6 separate regions of the Homo sapiens genome follow, and regions 2, 3, 4, 5 and 6 are each linked to region 1. Evidence: chromatin contacts called from ENCODE Hi-C or POLR2A ChIA-PET data. All regions are on one chromosome and are shown on one strand. The core of a region is the stretch at or near the end of the contact, and the rest is flanking DNA. Distances in the headings are between cores, read along the strand shown.

What was found. A loop is a pair of places that touch in the nucleus more often than their neighbours do. ChIA-PET counts read pairs that join two places held with the same protein, here RNA polymerase II (POLR2A). Pooled maps may share reads with other maps.
Region 2: a loop to region 1 is called in a pooled map, with 18 times the contacts of the local background. The contact joins the promoter of SNHG16 here to the promoter of WBP2 in region 1. A Hi-C loop is called at or near these places in 1 of 37 single-sample maps with no recorded cell type and 9 of 50 pooled maps. POLR2A ChIA-PET finds 5 or more read pairs at or near these places in 4 of 52 experiments (B cell, RWPE1, activated B cell and 1 more).
Region 3: a pooled map shows a loop between it and region 1 (6-fold over the local background). The contact joins the promoter of MRPL58 here to the promoter of WBP2 in region 1. A Hi-C loop is called at or near these places in 2 of 50 pooled maps. POLR2A ChIA-PET finds 5 or more read pairs at or near these places in 2 of 52 experiments (A549 and activated B cell).
Region 4: a loop to region 1 is called in a pooled map, with 4 times the contacts of the local background. The contact joins the enhancer-like site here to the promoter of WBP2 in region 1. A Hi-C loop is called at or near these places in 1 of 50 pooled maps. POLR2A ChIA-PET finds 5 or more read pairs at or near these places in 4 of 52 experiments (B cell, Panc1, activated CD4-positive, alpha-beta T cell and 1 more).
Region 5: a pooled map shows a loop between it and region 1 (2.7-fold over the local background). The contact joins the enhancer-like site here to the promoter of WBP2 in region 1. A Hi-C loop is called at or near these places in 1 of 50 pooled maps. POLR2A ChIA-PET finds 5 or more read pairs at or near these places in 2 of 52 experiments (HEK293 and activated T-cell).
Region 6: POLR2A ChIA-PET joins it to region 1 with 12 read pairs in WTC11. The contact joins the promoter of ST6GALNAC2 here to the promoter of WBP2 in region 1. POLR2A ChIA-PET finds 5 or more read pairs at or near these places in 2 of 52 experiments (CD4-positive, alpha-beta T cell and WTC11).

Annotation. Positions count from the first base shown.
Region 1 is chr17:75,853,948-75,856,647 of GRCh38, forward strand. WBP2 (WW domain binding protein 2) reads right to left here and starts at 1,388. Exons shown (of 8, transcript NM_012478.4): 1 at 1,292-1,388. The coding sequence starts at 1,350. RefSeq lists enhancers at 1,474-1,603, 2,212-2,700 and a silencer at 1,974-2,143.
Region 2 is chr17:76,556,421-76,559,120 of GRCh38, forward strand. SNHG16 (small nucleolar RNA host gene 16) reads left to right here and starts at 1,344. Exons shown (of 3, transcript NR_038111.1): 1 at 1,344-1,437. SNORD1C (small nucleolar RNA, C/D box 1C) reads left to right here and starts at 2,370; the gene lies at 2,370-2,449. RefSeq lists enhancers at 375-474, 964-1,764, 1,165-1,424, 1,765-2,566.
Region 3 is chr17:75,011,371-75,014,070 of GRCh38, forward strand. MRPL58 (mitochondrial ribosomal protein L58) reads left to right here and starts at 1,300. Exons shown (of 6, transcript NM_001545.3): 1 at 1,300-1,502. The coding sequence starts at 1,317. RefSeq lists enhancers at 928-1,077, 944-1,627, 1,168-1,477, 1,528-1,607, 1,628-2,310 and a silencer at 1,093-1,275.
Region 4 is chr17:75,076,449-75,079,148 of GRCh38, forward strand. It overlaps the pseudogene TRIM80P. Among named protein-coding and RNA genes, the nearest start is that of SLC16A5, 10 kb to the right of the region's middle. RefSeq lists enhancers at 1,898-2,127, 1,985-2,700. Within about 2 kb of position 1,388, at least 36 of the 41 ENCODE cell types and tissues checked have a DNase peak (open chromatin) inside an H3K27ac peak, as active enhancers do; they include B cell, where a contact is called at or near this core.
Region 5 is chr17:75,318,989-75,321,688 of GRCh38, forward strand. It overlaps GRB2 (growth factor receptor bound protein 2), which reads right to left. Exons shown (of 6, transcript NM_002086.5): 5 at 2,671-2,700; 6 at 1-1,565. The coding sequence ends at 1,380. Among named protein-coding and RNA genes, the nearest start is that of SLC25A19, 31 kb to the left of the region's middle. RefSeq lists enhancers at 765-904, 815-2,014. Within about 2 kb of position 1,348, at least 4 of the 41 ENCODE cell types and tissues checked have a DNase peak (open chromatin) inside an H3K27ac peak, as active enhancers do.
Region 6 is chr17:76,584,567-76,587,266 of GRCh38, forward strand. It overlaps ST6GALNAC2 (ST6 N-acetylgalactosaminide alpha-2,6-sialyltransferase 2), which reads right to left and starts at 1,294. Exons shown (of 9, transcript NM_006456.3): 1 at 1,118-1,294. The coding sequence starts at 1,242. RefSeq lists silencers at 1,051-1,390, 1,441-1,730 and enhancers at 1,599-2,280, 2,281-2,700.

The DNA of each region.
Region 1 (2,700 bases), core at 138-2,637:
GGCAGGATAATCGCTTGAACCCAGGAGGCGGAGGTTGCAGTGAGCTGAGATCGTGCCACTGCACTCCAGCCTGGGCGACAGAGCAAGCCTCCATCTAAAAAAAAAAAAAAAAAAAAAAAAAAAAGAGAAGAGAAGTACTGCTCAGAGAAAAGAAGGAATTACCAGCAACAGGCTGGGCCCATGAAACTCTGAGCGGGTAAGATAGAGGGAAAGTGAGCATGCTGGGTCACTCTAGGCATTTTCCTCTGACTCATCAAACATTCCCAAGTCACAGGGCAGCTGGATGCTGGCCTTAGCTGGGTACAGGGCTCTGACTCCACGATGTCTCCTTTGGGGACTCAGGTGCCTCCTAAGCTCCTTCTGCCTTCAAGAGGCAATTCAGGGTCGGCATAGTTCAACCCAGGGCTGGCTGGTCTGATTTTCAATACCCAAGGAACAAAAGGAGACAGAGGCCATTTAAGGCTTCTCTTGGCAGAGACTGGAGGAGAGACAGGATGCAATGAGCAAGGGGTGGGGAGGATGGAGTGGAAAGAACCTTGAATTAGGAGAGCTCTGCCTTCCGAGGTGACCCAAACCAACAGGCATTCAAGAGAGAGGCAAGGGAATGACTACGGACCCACACAGTGCCAGGAACTGTTAGACACCTGACAAACGTCATCTGTTTAATTTCACCTCTGGGACCTCAGTTTTTTACCGGGAACCTGAACAGTTCTGGAACATACTGGAAGCCTGTATGCTGGTGGTTAATCCTATTAACTTTGGAGTCAAGACTCCTTTCCTGGAATTACCACCTCTGTTACTTACACAGTTGCGATCTCGGGCAAGTTACTTAACCTTTCTGCCCTCCACTTTCCCTACCTGTGAAATGTGGACAGTAGTAGATTATACTGCACAGAATTTATTAAATAAGGTAGAAAAGGCGCAGAGCCTGACACGTAGTAACGTTGTAGACATCCAATAAGTGACAATTATTTTTGTTTGGGGCTCCTCCCAGCTACTGAAATCACAAGTCTGGGAAGGGGTTCAAGAATCACCCCTAGGCCCCACCGGGGGCCCCATACCAGGTCCCCATGCAGACGTCCCACCCCCGCCTCCCAGCTGATCACAACCTCCCGGGCTCTCCCCCACGGCCCACCCACCTTCCTCCAACCCCGCCCCCAGCCGTTCCCCACCAACCTCACTCCATCAGTGCTCCCTCTTCAGGGGCTTATTCCCCACCACCCACCACCCACCGCCCACTTCCTCGACACCCGAACTTTGGTCCTCCAGGATCCTTCCGCAGTGTTTTCACCTCTCGGTGTTATTGACGATCACTCCGCCGCCCTCCGAGTGATTCTTGTTGAGCGCCATAGTCTCTCCAACAGGGGTCCCGAGACTCAAAACGCAATGAGCTTGCGCCCCTCTTCGCCCCGCCCCTAGTGGCGTCTTCTTATTAGAGTCAGCCAATCAAAGCTCGAGTGCGGAGGCTGGCCCAAACACCTGACCCGAACGTCACGTGGTAATAGTTTACTCCCTCCTTCCAGTTCCTCCTGCGCAACAAACAAGATGAAGACTACAATTCCCAGCAGGCAACGCCCCCGCAGCCTCGGCCTGTCCCTATGCTGGAGGAAGGATGCATTCTGGAACTTGTAGTCTCCTGGATCATAGGCCTGAATTGGTTCCACATTTTGCGTAACCAATCGGCTTGTGCCATCCCCACCCCGCCTCTTCAGCCGGACGGAAATAAACAGTTCCGCTCCTGGCAGGGGCGCGATCTTGGGGACTCCGGCAGCGCGTTAAGGGAAGTCCTGCTGGTCGAATGCGACCTGGACATGGCGTGGGAGCGCCGAGCTGTCCCCTTGTGGATGGGGAGCTTTCGTTCACTCAGCAGACGTTTATGGGGCGCATGCGTGACTCTGGGGCGTTTAGCTGAGCCGGAGGCCCCGGCTCTTGGGGACGCGGTGGGCTGGCGGCGTCGGATCACCCCGCCATCCATCTCACCACTCCCAGCGCTGAGCCCGGGGGGCGGGGAGAGTCCCTCATGGGAAGGGGAGGCCGTGTGCCCCGCCTGGCTCCCACCACGTTCGCAGGCCGGCCGGGCGCCCCTCGCAGCCCCCTCTCCGGCCTCGCGGTGGCGCCGCTCCCCCCTTAGCGCCCAGCGGGGTCCCGGCCGGAAGACTGAAGGCTGAGTGGGACTGGGCACGGCGCGAAACCGGCATCCTGATAACTAGGATTTACAGAATAAGGCTGACTCCTGTCAGCTCGTGACCCAGCCCTGGGCGTCCTCCACGGGGCAGCTGTCATTCCCTAACCGCCCCCCACCAAACCCCTGCACCTCCGAGCTGAATCCGTGAGGCGGAGAGAGGGGGCTGCACTTCCCACGTGGTAGTTCCGGTACTCGTTAATGTTAAGGAATTAGAGTTTGCTTTTCAGTAGACAGCTGCTTTCCTGACTGTGGTGGCCAACCTCTAGATCCACCTGCTTGACTTCGCTTTCCAGGGAGGTCTCCTATGTGAAGAAACAAAGCTGCCTCACTAGAAAAGATCAGGAAACAGCAGCGTTCTGTGAGGTCCTGTGCAATACCAGGTTGGACCTTGCGGGACAAGTACAGTGGGTTAAGGATAGTCATAATGAAATCTGCCCCAATGGTTAGATGTATTTTGGCGCCTGCAATCTCTGCAGTCTTTAAAAAGAATTAAGTCAGACTATGTGCTGATATGG
Region 2 (2,700 bases), core at 94-2,593, 700 kb after region 1:
AAAAGTCCATCTCAAAAAAAAAAAAAAAAAAAAATAATAATAATAATAAAAAGAGACTTCTGCTCTTGAAGAGCTTACAATCAAATGAAAGGAGGTAAACATAAGCAAATGTGGTAATTTGAAGATAAGTATCTGCAACATATTACCATCTGCAGGACAATATAACCCACACCGAAGGCCACAGAGATCACTGTTAATGGGTGGATGAGAACAGGGAGACTGGAATGGAGAAAAGGCTCTCGGTCTTGCAAACTTAAACTAGCTTTCAAATAGGTGCAAATTCTGGCCCTGATTGTTGATGTCGTTTTTGCCTTATTTTTATTTCAAAAACGAAGCCAGACCGGGCGCAGTGGCTCACCTTTGTAATCCCAGCACTTTGGGAGGCCAAAACAGGAGGACTGCTTGAGGCCAGGAGTTTGAGACCAACCCGGGCAACATAGTGAGACCTCATCTCTGCAAAATAAAAATAATCAGCTGGGCGTGGTGGCGCTCGCCTGTCGTCCCGGCCACTCAGGAGGCTGAGGCGGGAGGATCACTTGAGCCCGGGAGGTCCAGGCTACAATAAGTTATGATTGCACCACTGCACTCCAGCCTGCGTGCCAGGGTGAAACCTTATCTCAAAAACAAACCAAAAAAACCCAGAAACAAAAAAAAATGAAGCCAAGGTGTTTGCCTGAAAAATAACACTCAGAAGAGCAGTGGGTGTTACATCATTCTCCGTTCTTTTCGTAATTCAGCTCGTGACACTTGCCTTTTTTTCTCTTCTCGGAATGCCCCGGGCCCCTGGGCAGCCGCGGAGGCCGAGCCCCGTCGCTCTCCAGCGCTCCTTGCCGCCCGCGCCTCGGCTTCACCGGCCTCGCCCCAAACTTAAAAACACCTGAGCAGGAGGTTGAACGATTCCCTCGGAATCTCTCCTCTTCACTAACCCAGCGAACCACCCCAAATGCCCCTATCCTCCCCCAAATAAAATCCGCAGAGCAATTAACAAAGATACTCGGCCAAGCCCCGGTTTCCTCATCTGTCCCTGCCCCCTCGAACTTTCTGTGCTTCCCCAGTCTCGACCAGGGACAAACTGTGTTGAAGCTCAATGACTTTCTGGCAGAAGTGAACCTCCAGCTTCGTTTTCTGACAGCCGTGGTTCTTCACAGGCCTGGTTTCCCACTCCGGACCCTCCACTGCCCCTGGTGGCGGCCACCATCTTACCCCCAGCTCCAGGGTCGCGCTGAGGACGCGGCCAGCCCCCAGCCGCCGTAGTTTTGAACTACATTTCCCACCAGCCCTTTCTCAACATCGCGAGAGTTCCGGAGAGATTGCCGAGAAGACTTGCGCGCAGGGGCGGTCTCGCGTTCTTTTCGAGGTCGGCCGCGTGGCTGGAAGACATGGCCACTCCAGTCGGTGTTGAGCACGGCGAGCAGTCTCAGGCCTTTAGTGATGATGGTAAGGCTGCCTGGGTGGGAAAACGGGGTCTTCCTTGACACGACACTAACATACTTGGCTTCCCTTCCTCAGAGACGAAGTGGTGACGATAATCTCGGTTTCTCCCTCATAGGGTGGTTAGGAGGGTTAAAAGTACTGGATGAGAAAATGCTTTCCAAACGTTGAGAAAATGTTACTATGTGAAGGGAGAGAGCTCAAGCCCGTCCTCGGCGTCATAGGGCCGGCTTCTGCGGGGGAGAGCGCCTAACAACCTGGGCAGCCCCGTGCGCCTCCGCCGCGCGTGTGCTGAGCGTCATGCCCAGGGGTCTTCGGTGCCCGCGCACGGGCAGACTCTGACGATGGTGGTTCTTAATTCAGCATCAGGAGTGTTAACGTGTGAAGACGTGATTCCGCTTGGAGTGTCTTGAGGACGGCCCCAATCGGTAGTTCATATTTAGCTTTACAGATAGGAGTCAATAGGATTGTAAACTTCTGGAAAGCCGTAGTTTTAACAACGAGCCTTTTTTCCTCCCCCAGAGGCCTTTCTTTGTTTGGCATCTGCAGAGACGGTGAAAAGCAGAGCTCCAGGTTGAAGGATCAGAGTAATAGATGGAGCCCTTAACATGAGTAAGAGTGGGTGCAGGCAGGGCCTGAGTGGTCACTAGAAATGAGAAAGCACAGTTGGTGCCATCACATACATTCACCTCCTGCTTTATTCTGAAGTTCAAGTATGAGAATACGTGTTGACATACAAGCCAGCTATGGTAAGAAATTACTCAAAATTCAGAATGCTAATTATTTTAATGATAAAAATGAGTAGCGTCTTTGCCCGTGTGATTTGGGGCCACTAGGTGTCATTGTAACCAGCGTGGATCCTCGTTAGGGCATGCAGGGATGAAAGAGACATGGCAAATGAATTTTGGATCGCTAGGATTTAGGAATCTTTGTTATTGGCTGAGCTGAGGATGATTTAAAGTTATCCCTGTCTGAAATGGTATCTTTTGTGAGGAGGTCTGACTTGCTGAGGCTCAGCTGTTTAATACAAATCTGGAGAATAAACCTTAAGGTGGTTTCTGTTAGAATGAAGCCTGTTATCCTTCTCTTTTAGATTAAAGGTGGTGGCTGTGGCCTTGAAAACAGTCATGTGAAAACTCATCACCTTAAGGTGTTAAGTGTAAGGATCTTCATGATGAAATTTCTGTAAATGGTGAGATTTTTAGTACTTTCATAGACTTGAATATGCTTATGGTCCTCTTTAAGTATTGGTTTGTTAGTTTTGGGGAT
Region 3 (2,700 bases), core at 50-2,549, 840 kb before region 1:
GGACTAAGTCAAACAGCGCGGGACCCAGGAGACTCTCCTCCCAACCCGAGATAGAGCCCGAGATATGTCAATTGTCACCCCTTTCTAGTCTGAGCTTATAAAGCCAGTGCTTAGAAAGTGGTTTATTCCTTCTTAAAGATTTGCTGTAGCCATAATGCGGAGATGGTAAAAGCTTGGTGTGATGACAATCTCCTGTTTCAATCAGCCAGCATCCCCGGGGGCACATTTTTCTAGATAATTATGCTTGTTCCTAAAAATAGAACTCTTCATTAAGAAACAATCGCTAGCATTACTAATAATTATGAACATTTATTTAGCTTTGTTTCCATTTACCACATAGCCTCTCAACACAGTAACTTAACTAAGGTTTAGCTGTTTTCAAACACTGCTTGCTCTACTGTGAACCTTTTTCAGAATTGGAACTTGTCTGTAGTTCATCCCTTACCAGCGCTATGAAAGGGTTCTAGTTAGCTGGCAGTTCTCTGAATTCTCTCCCTACCTCCCGAGGGACCCCCTCTCTCCTGGCTGGAAGAAAGCATCATCTTGCTCCATAAAGCTGAAGGGCGGGGGACGATGTTCCAGGTTTTGCAAACATTTCTTTCGGTGGCCTGCCTTCTCCTCCCATCTGGTATTTGTCCTGCAGAGCTGCTGGGTATAAGCCAGTACACACACGTGCTCAGCGGGGAATTTGCTCATAGGCTGCCTTGTAAAAAGAGCCTGGCGTTCCTAAAACTCAGCTCTACCAGAACCCAACTTTCAAAAGTACATTCCTACAGAATTCATTTTATCAGTACTCATGGGGTGCCCACGATGTGCCATGTTCTGGGTGCTGGGGATATACCAGTGAGCCGGTGCCCTCCTGGAGCTCACATTCCGGCTAGGAGACAGCAATTAGACAATTAGGACTGAGTGATTTTTGTAAAGGAAGAGAAAAAAGATAAATTAGAGCAGAGTAAAGGGGCTGGGAAGCGCGGGGCGGGAGATGCCCCAGGCTGGCCGGGCAGGCCTCGCTGCTGTTTGAATTGGGCAGTGGGCGGTCCAGGCGGAGGGCACGGACTCTGAAAGGAGAGAAGTGGTGTTTCTGGGGGCCACAAGATCGGGGCACTCTTCCGGTAGCAGCTCGCTCTCTGGCCACCGTCTTCCCCAGCCAACCAGGCCTCCCGGAGGCGGCCGGCCAGAAAGCATCGGCGGGACCCCAGTTTGCCGCCTCCCCTCGGCGGGACCTAGAAACTGCGCGGAACCAAAGCTCGAGGGCGGCTCGAGTTTGCGGACCGCGGGGAGGAAGCGCCCGCCGGAAGCAGTCGCAAGACCTGAGCATGGCGGCCACCAGGTGCCTGCGCTGGGGCCTGAGCCGAGCCGGAGTCTGGCTGCTCCCACCGCCCGCACGGTGCCCACGCCGGGCGCTGCACAAGCAGAAAGACGGCACTGAGTTCAAGAGCATCTACAGCCTGGACAAGCTCTACCCCGAATCTCAGGGCTCGGACACCGCCTGGAGGGTCCCGGTGAGCCGGGAAGGACTGGACGGAAGGGGCGTTTTGTCAGGCTGCTGGGTGACGTTAGGAACCCCAGGCCCATTGGCCGGATGTGGAGCTACGTCGGGGGGCTACGTGATGGTCGCCGCGGGAGGGGGCTGGCTGTCTGCGCTAACCTGGCCGGGAGTGGGGTGCTCGCTGTAGCGCGAGATGTGCAGGAGCCCGGAAGGCCGGCTGGGTATGCTTCTTTCAAGGCTGCCAGCTTTTCTACGTTCGTGTCCTTGGCCCTCAAGACCAAATTCCAGTCCCAAGGGGAAATACGGGCATTCTGGCCCTCCAAGGCGGACAATAAAGGCAAGAGGCTGCCAAGTTGTTTGCTACCCTTTGGGACGTTACAGTGTCCATTGTCTCTAGTAACCCCAGGACGCGCGAATAAAACAGCTTCTCTGTCGTTCCTTCAGGATGCATTTATTTAGCCAGCTGTGTGCAGGCATTGAATCAAGCCCCGGAGCAAGAGAGATAAGACCCACCCAAACCCATTGAGCTTCCACTTACAGGACTGGAAAAGAATATCCATTCATTTGTTCATTAATTCACTCACTCACTCAACAAAAGCTGTGCTAGGCTAGGGGATGGAGTAGCAAACAAAATTGAAATTCTAAAGCTTGTGGAGCTTATGTTCTAGTGGAGGGAGACAAGCAGTAAGTAAATGACTAATATAGAATGTGTGAGGTAGTACTTTGCAGAAAATAAAGCCAAGAAGGAAGAAGTAGTGCCAGAGGTAGGAAGTAGGGTTGCAATTTTAAGTAGGATTGTCTAGGAACGCTGTCAATGAGGTGGCATTTGAATAACGACCTGGAAGAAGCCAGACAGCAAGTCATGAGAATAGGGGGCGGATGAGCATCCTAGGCAGAGGGAAGAGAAAGTGCAATAACCTGAAGGCAGTAGCAATCCCCAGGTGTGGCTCAGCAGGGGTCAGGAGACAAAGCCAAAGAGAGGGATGGCTGGGGAAAGGCCTGTTACTAGGACTTAATGGCCTCCAGCCTTTCCTCTGAACGCAAGGGAGACCTATTGGAGAGCTTGAAGCAGAATGGAATTATCTTAGTTTTACAAGGATCACTCAGAGAGCCTTACAGAGAACAGATAGAGGATGCCAAGATCAGGGAGACAAGTAAGGAGATTGCAATGTAGGGCAAGAGATGATAAGCAGGGTGGAAGCAGTAGGAGT
Region 4 (2,700 bases), core at 138-2,637, 780 kb before region 1:
TCCTCCGACTGAAGCAGTTCTCAGCCTGCATGGAACCCCTGATGGGCATCAACTGTGAGGAAACGCAGAGCTTCCCCCAGCTGCCAGAGACCCTGGCTGAGCTCTGGATGCGGCTGCTGGACATGGGCCTCAGCTTCTTTAACCAGCTCTCAAAGTTCTGGGATTACAGGATTACAGGCGTGAGCCACCGCGCCTGGCCTTTTTTTTTTTTTTTTTTTTTTGAGACAGACTCTCGCTCTGTCTCCCAGGCTGGAGTGGAATGGCGCCATCTCGGCTCACTGCAACCTCCCCCTCCTGGGTACAAGTGATTCTCCTGCCTCAGCCTCCCGAGTAGCTGGGACTACAGGTGCCTGCCACCATGTCTTGCCAATTTTTTTGTATTTTTATTAGAGATGGAGTTTCACCATGTTGGTCAGGCTGGTCTTGAATTCATGACCTCAAGTGATCCGTCCGCCTTGGCCTCCCAAAGTGCTGGGATTACAGGCGTGAGCCACCTCGCTGGGCCCCCACTCAGTCTTGTGTGCCTGAACAAATACAAAGGGAGACGATGTTAGGGTCTGATGGCGGGGGAGGAGGGCGACCTGGGGCAGCACCCACTCACCCTCCAGGCTGTGTCTGAGCAGCGGGCTGAGTTTGGGGACAGGAGCGTGGGTGGAAGCATCCCCTGACTTGTATGCAAATGCCTTGCAAGCCAGCGTCCTGCCCTGGAGGCTGCTGACCCTGCTTCCCCACCTCCACCCGCCAGGTTACTGCAACCTGAACTTTGACCCCGCCACCGCCGGCGACGAGCTGTTCCAGCTCTAGGAGACCCGCTGGGTGCTGAACCTGGGGATCCTCCTGGAGCCCCTGACAGGGGGCGGCCCCTTCCCGGGCTTCAAGCAGTGACCGCAGATGCTGTGCTCGCGCGGCCTGTCCGAGGGCCGCCACTAGGACGGGAGGTGGAGGTGTCCAACTCGTGGGTGTGCCTGGGCGTCACCTACCCCCGCAGCTCCCCGCTCGGCGGCCGCCCGAGCCGCAGCGTGGTCTACCTGCTGGGCCGCAACCCCTTCTCGTGGTGCCTGGAGTGGGACGACAACGCGCAGACCGTGCTGCACGGCGCCTACCACCGCACGCTGGGCGTGGCGCTCGACTGCGACGCCGGCGGCTTGTCCTTCTACGGCCTGGCGGGTGGCGCCAGCCTCTTCTACCGCTTCCTGGCAGCCTTCCTCGAGCCGCTCTACCCCGCGGTCATGGTCAGCAGCGGCGCCTCGGCCACGCTCAAGCGGCGCCCGGAGCCCGCGCCGCCCGTGACAGCACCCCATAAATAAACCTGGACTTATCTAAGCGCTGGCTGGCGCGCCAGGACGGTTCCCGGCCCTGCGCCATCCCACCTCCCAAAACGCAGGCGACCCTTTCTCGCCACAGCCACAGGAGGGCTCTAATCCGGCTAGAGTTCCCCCAGGCACTGGGGACAGTCCCGTGGCCTTGTGGGTGGGGGATTCCTGACTGCGGTGCACAGCCCACTCCCAAACCCCATCCCAGCAGCGTCCTCTGGCCTTGGTTCTCCAGGCTGGTCTTGGCCGCTTGGCACTGGGGCCTGTGCCAAAGGCCTTGTCGTCTGAGAGGGGGCAAGGTTTGGGCCAGGTGGTCAGACTGAGAGGTGGCGCCAGCTGGATTGGGGTACGGGTGGGCTGTCTGAGTGGCTTCATTGTCGCCTGAGAGGTTAAACTGGAGGAGCCCAGGCCTACCTCAGATCCAAAAATGTTGGGCTGGGGACCCAAGCCCAGGCAGGGGTGGGGCTGCTGCCCAGAGCAGAGCTGCTCACTCAGCTGGTGTTTTACAGCCCAGAGGGGGTGTGACACTATCGCGGGTGAGTAAACCTTAAACCCCCTCCACCCTGCTGAGTGCTGCTGAAAGCTGCTCCCCCATCCCCAGCCATCACCAACCCACTCAGCTCCCAGAAGGTAGCACTGCTCACAGCAGAGGGGCTACGTCCATATCCAGGCCTCTGCCATGCGACCAGAGGCTGAATCCAGGCCGAGACCCTGCCAGGGGACCCTGGCCAGGCCATGACTGAGAACTCAGCTCCTCTGTCTGGGGAAGCGGAAGATTTGGGTGCACCATGGAGCCACCTCCACATTTCCAGCCTCAACCAGCCACTTGTTCCTGTGGCTTCTCAAGCAAGGGTTCTCAGCGAGGTTAATGATTGGCTCTGAAGAGGAACTGATACAAATCACTGAAGAAAAAAATCCCAAGGGCAACGAATTCCAGAACCAGCCCACGCGGTGCCCCAGGGGTGTTCCTGAATTCCGTCTCCACCTGGCCTGTTCCGGGAAAAATTAGTGACCCGGTTTTTCCTTCAAGGTGGTCATTTTGGAGCCAGGAGGGCACAGGGGGAGCAGAGTGTTCTCTGAAGGTTGGTGGGGGCGGGGGGGCTCCTCTGAGGAAGCCCTGGCTACAGCCTCGTGGTAGCCTTTCTCCCTGGAGCCTTCGCTCAGCTCTGAGCCCAGTGACTCATTCCCCACAGGCTGCTGCCCCTGTGAAGTAAGGAATGAGCTCGAATTCTTTGCCCCTTATTAAAAGACCTTTTACCCAAAATCCACATCTTGCCTCCCCACCCCACAGTCTTCCTCCTGGCACCAGTGGCCACAGGCTTCTGCAGAGGAGCGCTCAGGTCAGGAAATGCTGAAAAGGTGAGTGCATGACCCAAGTGGGTAGCAG
Region 5 (2,700 bases), core at 98-2,597, 530 kb before region 1:
TTCCGACCCCCCTGTAAGCCAGATCCAGTGGGATGTGGGAGAGCTGGGCGGTCACCTTCCCTCTTGCCCCGGTGGCCCATCACACTCACACTGCACCCTGGGCAAGCAGTTCCCTGAACCCCCAAGGGGCTCACAACCCTTAAAGCTGGAGCTTAAAGCCTCCTGGCTTAGTACAAGCAGGAGAACGCCTCACCTTCCACTCCTGCTTTGTCTCCTTTGCTCTACCCTGGCTCCCCTGCCCGGAGGGAAAAATATTTACACAGAGTAGGAGACAAATTGGCTGAAAAGCTCTGGACTGCCTTTAACTTATTTTAAAACAAAACAAATTAAAAAAAAAAAAAAAACACCACTCAGAAGCAACCCTTGAAATAAGGAAAAAGGCACTATGAAAAAACAACATGCTCGATAATCCCACTGGAAGGGCCAACAAAGTGGAAAGAGACAGGCTTTCAGGTGGGCTTTTTTTTTTTTTTTTTGAGACGGAATCTCGCTCTGTCACCCAGGCTGGAGTACAATGGCACGGTCCCGGCTCACTCAACCTCCACTTCCCAGGTTCAAGCGATTCTCCTGCCTCAGGCTCCCAAGTAGCTGGGACTACAGGTGCGTGCCACACCCGGCTAATTTCTTATTTTTAGTAGAGACGGGGTTTCACCATGTTGGCTAGGTTGGTCTCGAACTCCTGACCTTGTGATCCGCCCACCTTGGCCTCCCAAAGTGCTGGGATTACAGGCGTGAGCCACCGCGCCCAGCCCAGGTGGGCTTTCTCAGGAAGCCATGGAAGCAGAGACATGCTTTCCTTCTACCCTACTCTACTGTGAACTTGGACAAAATACACTGGGGGTCTGGGCTGGAAGGCAGATTCCTACAAGTCCCCTCCTCTGGAGGAAGCTAAACAGCAAAGGCATCGAGCGGCCCTGCCCGCTCCTTTTTGTGTGTATATACGAAGAACACAGGAACAGCTGTTCTTCTTTCAGTCATTCCAACTAAAACAGACATTTTGCATAGAGAGAATACCAGCCCACTTGGTTTCTTGTTTTTTATTATTGGCGTCAGCTAGGACTATACGTGGCCTTAAACGTCATGCACTGATGGACAGAAGAGAAAAAAGGATGAAAAAAAAGACAAAGGAGGGGAAAGAGGAGCAGCAGTGAAAATTTGTAATAAAAACTCTTCTTAATTTATAGGTAAGTTTTGGCATTTTTAAATCCAACGCCCCCTCCCACCCCCTAAAGTTCCAACCAAAGTGAGAGGGTCACAGGGTGACCCGGCCAGGTGTTCTGCACTCCCTCACAGGCTGCTGTCAGAGGCAGCTTGTGGGTTTAATTCTTTTGTATGTGTTTTACATTTTTCACTTTCTTTAAATAATTGCTTCTTGACTCTTAGACGTTCCGGTTCACGGGGGTGACATAATTGCGGGGAAACATGCCGGTCTGCCCGTGGCAAGCTCCTTTCCACCAGTTGGGGTCTGAGTTATCCATGACATGGATAAAATCTCCCCGGCGGAAGCCCAGCTCTCCATCCTCCTGGGGATCAAAGTCAAAGAGGGCCTGGACGTATGTCGGCTGCTGCAAAACAGGAGCAGGAAAAACCCACATTGCATTCCTGGTCTGTGACTGGCCACCTCCGAGGCCAGATGGGTTCCAGGGGGAAACGAATGCGTGCCAAATTCTCCATGTTTCTTAAACTCACCTCCCATCTCCCAACCCCCCGTTTATTCTTACCTATTCTAAGTTTACAGGCCAAGCGGGTTTAGTGTGATATTTCCCAGTGCTCAGAAAATATTAGAGTATGTCTCCCAGAGGAGGGTGGCCAACTGTGCCGTATTATCAAGTAGAGGGCAGGCAGTGCTTGGAGGAGAAAGTTCTTCAGAAACAGCCATCTGTGTTTAGGCCGTGGGCCCAGAATCGCAAATCCCTTCTACGACACCCTTAAGGTATTAAAGCCTAAAGTTCTGGAGCTCGAATAACATAAGGGGCTCTAACCGTAACTTACGACCAGGGCTCGAGGGACAGGAACGGGTGCCGACCCCATTCCCTCACAAGCATAGTTTTCCTCATAATTTGCTTCCAGGGACAGGATCTTTGGGTGGGTGTGTTAAAGACCATCTCCCTAGAGAGGCTGGCAAGCTGGCTACACACTGCCTCTGGAAAAGCAAAAACCTTGTATTTGAAACAACAAATCTTTTTTTTTTTTTTTTTTTTTTTTTGAAATGAAGTCTCCCTCTGTCGCCCAGGTTGGAGTGCAGTGGTGCAATCTCAGCTCACTACAATCTCCACCTCCTGGGTTCAAGCAATTTTTCCATCTCAGCTTCCCGAGTAGCTGGGACTGCAGGTGTGCGCCACCACATCCAGCTAATTTTTGTATTTTTAGTAGCGACAGGGTTTCACCATGTTGGCCAGGCTAGTCTCAAACACCTGACCTCAAGAGATCTGCCTGCCTCGGCCTCCCAAAGTGCTGGGATTATAGGTGTGAGCTACTATGCTGGGCCAGAAAAAAGAACTCTTTAGTGTGAATGGAGGGTAACATTTTCAGTAAGGAGCACAGAAGCCCCAGCGGCAATCCCTGAAGGGCGCCCGCATGTTGAGGGGCGCCTCCCCTTTCCTACAGGAATGCACACTGAGGAGCTATTCTTAACTAAAAATGATCCCATCTCACCCTGATGAGGCTTACCTGTGGCACCTGTTCTATGTCCCGCAGGAA
Region 6 (2,700 bases), core at 44-2,543, 730 kb after region 1:
CCTGGCCTCAAGCTATCCTCCCACCTCCGCCTCCCAGAGTGCTGGGACTACAGGCGTTAAGTCACCGTGGCGGGGCAAGCACCCTTTGTTCTAAGAGTGCTGGACTCCTGATCACTGGCAAGCTGTTTCACATTGTTCTGCAACTTTTGGTGTATCCTTTGACAGCATCTGTGGAGACCAGATACTTATTTTGTTTTCATCCCGTTAGCCCCCCAGCAAGGTTGGTAGGGGGTGCGCAGATGGAAAAGCTCCAGGAAGGGAAAGGCTGGGGCTGGAGGCCTCTCCCTGAGGCTGCCGGGCCCTTCCCTCCTCCCAAACCCAGACTTCGCACGGCTTGGTCCGCCTTTCTTAAGCTAAGCGAAATCGTTTTGCGGCTTCTTCAGTCACCGGAACCACCACCTGCTAGAGGCCGGCTCCCAGGTTCTCCTCGTGGGACACCCAGGAAAGTGCCTAGGGAGGAGGAGGGAGTGGAGCGCAGGACGCGGCGCGGGGAGGAGAACGCGGATGGAGCCAGGAGTCACCCCTCTTTCCCTCGGGCGCCCGCCTCTTCGCGGATCGCGCCCGCACTGGGCTTATCCAGACACGGCGAGCGGAAGCCGGGGAGAAGGGAGCGGGCGCGGGGCGGACAGAGACCGCAGCGGGCGGGAAAGGCGACTGGCCGCGGCCCGACGGAGGGTCCCCGCGAAGTTGGAAACCGGAGACTTGGGCCCCTGCCCAAAAAGCAGAATCTGACGTTACCGAGGGAGAGTTCCCGACAAAAAAGGAAGTTTTTATCTGCTTCGGGGACCCAGCCAGATTTCGACAATAGAAAGTGTACTTATCAGGCCGGGGAGGACTTCACCAACAAGGGGCACCGGGGCGGGTCGCCAGTGCACAGGGGCGAGGTCTTCCTTGGACCCAGGCAAAGGCCGCGGGGTCCGGGCAGCGCGAGGTCAAGGCTGGGAGAGGGTTCTGGCGACAAAGGGCCGCGGCCGAGTCCTCGCTGAGAGCTGCCCCAGAGGGGTCCACGCGGAGGTTGGGCTGAGGGCTGCGGGCCGCCGGGGAGCCCTGGGCTGGGGACCCTCCCCGCGCCCTGGTCGCCCCTGCGCCCTCCCGCTCTGCGCTCGGCAGCCCCTACCTGGCTCCGGCCGCTGGCCCCGGGTACCGCTGCACCGCCGAGAAGTACAGGGCAAAGAGGAGCCCCGAGCAGGCAGCCGTGAGCAGGAGCAGCAGCCAGAAGAACGACCCGCGCGGGAGCCCCATACAGCCCCGGCCCGCGAGCGCCCCGTCCGCTGACGTCCCAGGCAGAAGGGAGAGAACCGGGTGGGCCGGGTGGCACTTGCGGAGGCGGCCGTCTTGCCCTGCCCCGCCCTGCCCGCCGGGTGCCTGCGGCGCCTGCCCGCCCGGCAGCTCCCTCTCGGCCCCGGCTGAGTGGCCAGAGGCTGCCGCACCCTCGGGAGCTGGGCGGCGGGTCCCCCGGGGCTGGAGTGTCGTCCCGGCGCCCAGAGCGCGCGCTCCTTTGGCCCTGCCCCCTGCCCGGGGGACTTCGGCAGCGGCCACTCCTGCCACTGCGCTCTCTCCAGAGCCCAGCCCCGGGAGGCCGCCAGTCTCGGGTTGGGCAGGGCGCTTTCCTCGCGCCGTCCGGGGCTAGCTAGGCGCGGGTAGACGCCGCCACCTGCTGCGCTGGCTGCGCTCTGCCCTCTGCGGGCCCGGCACTCGGCCTCTAGACTCTGTGGCGGGTGGGCGGCGGCCGGGAGGAGATGTGCCCGGCTCCCTCCAAAGGACCCTCAGATCTGTCAGTCTGCGGACGCCAGGACAGCTGGGAGGGGGCGGGCAGGGTGGAGGAGCAAAACCCGACAGCTCAGTCTCTGGGCTGGCGGTAGAGGGGGGAAAAGGGGGTGAGGTGGGGAGCTTGCCGTGATGGGTTTCGTGGGGGAGCTAAGGCTGTCAGCGCTTATTTGGTAACCATCCAGGGTGGCCAGTCCCCTCAATCGCATTGAGTTCCTTTCACAGAACGAGGCCAGTCAGAGAGACCACCTGAAATGTTCAGCACAACGGGTTCCCAAACTTATTGGCACCAGGGACTGGTTTCCTGGAAGACAATTTTTCCACGGAGGGGGGTGGGGGTGGGGGGGTTGGGGATGAAACTGTTCCACCTCAGATCATCAGGCATGAGTTAAGATGCTCTCATAAGGAGCCCGCAACCTAGATCCCTGGCATGCGCATTTCACAAAAGGGTTCGCACTCCTTTGAGACTCTAATGCCGAGGCTGATCTGAAGGAGGCGGAGCTCAGGCGGTAATGCTCCTTCCCCCTCCACTCACCTCCTGCTGCGATGCCCTGTTCCTAACAGGTCTCGGACCAGGCTTGGGATTGGGGACCCCTGGTCTAGCAGGCTCCAGCATCAGAAAGGGCTGGGAAGCTCAGCACCCGTGCTCTCTAAGTGGAACACTCCCTGGCAGTGAGTGATGGATGAGATGGGTGTGCTTCAGTGGCCACTGTTCGGCAAGCTGTGACATGCGGCAGGCTGTGACATGCCCCAGACTCCCAACTGTCAGCAGGCTGCAAGGATGAGAGGGACCTAGGCTACCGTGTCACGGGCCTTTGGCTCTAATCTGTTCTTCATGTATCCGAGGAAGTCTGGGTGCAGCAACAGGTACCTGTCTGATTGCAAGGCTTCCCGAAAACCTCCCAGGGCCTGGGCCTGTGGTCAGGAATGGCC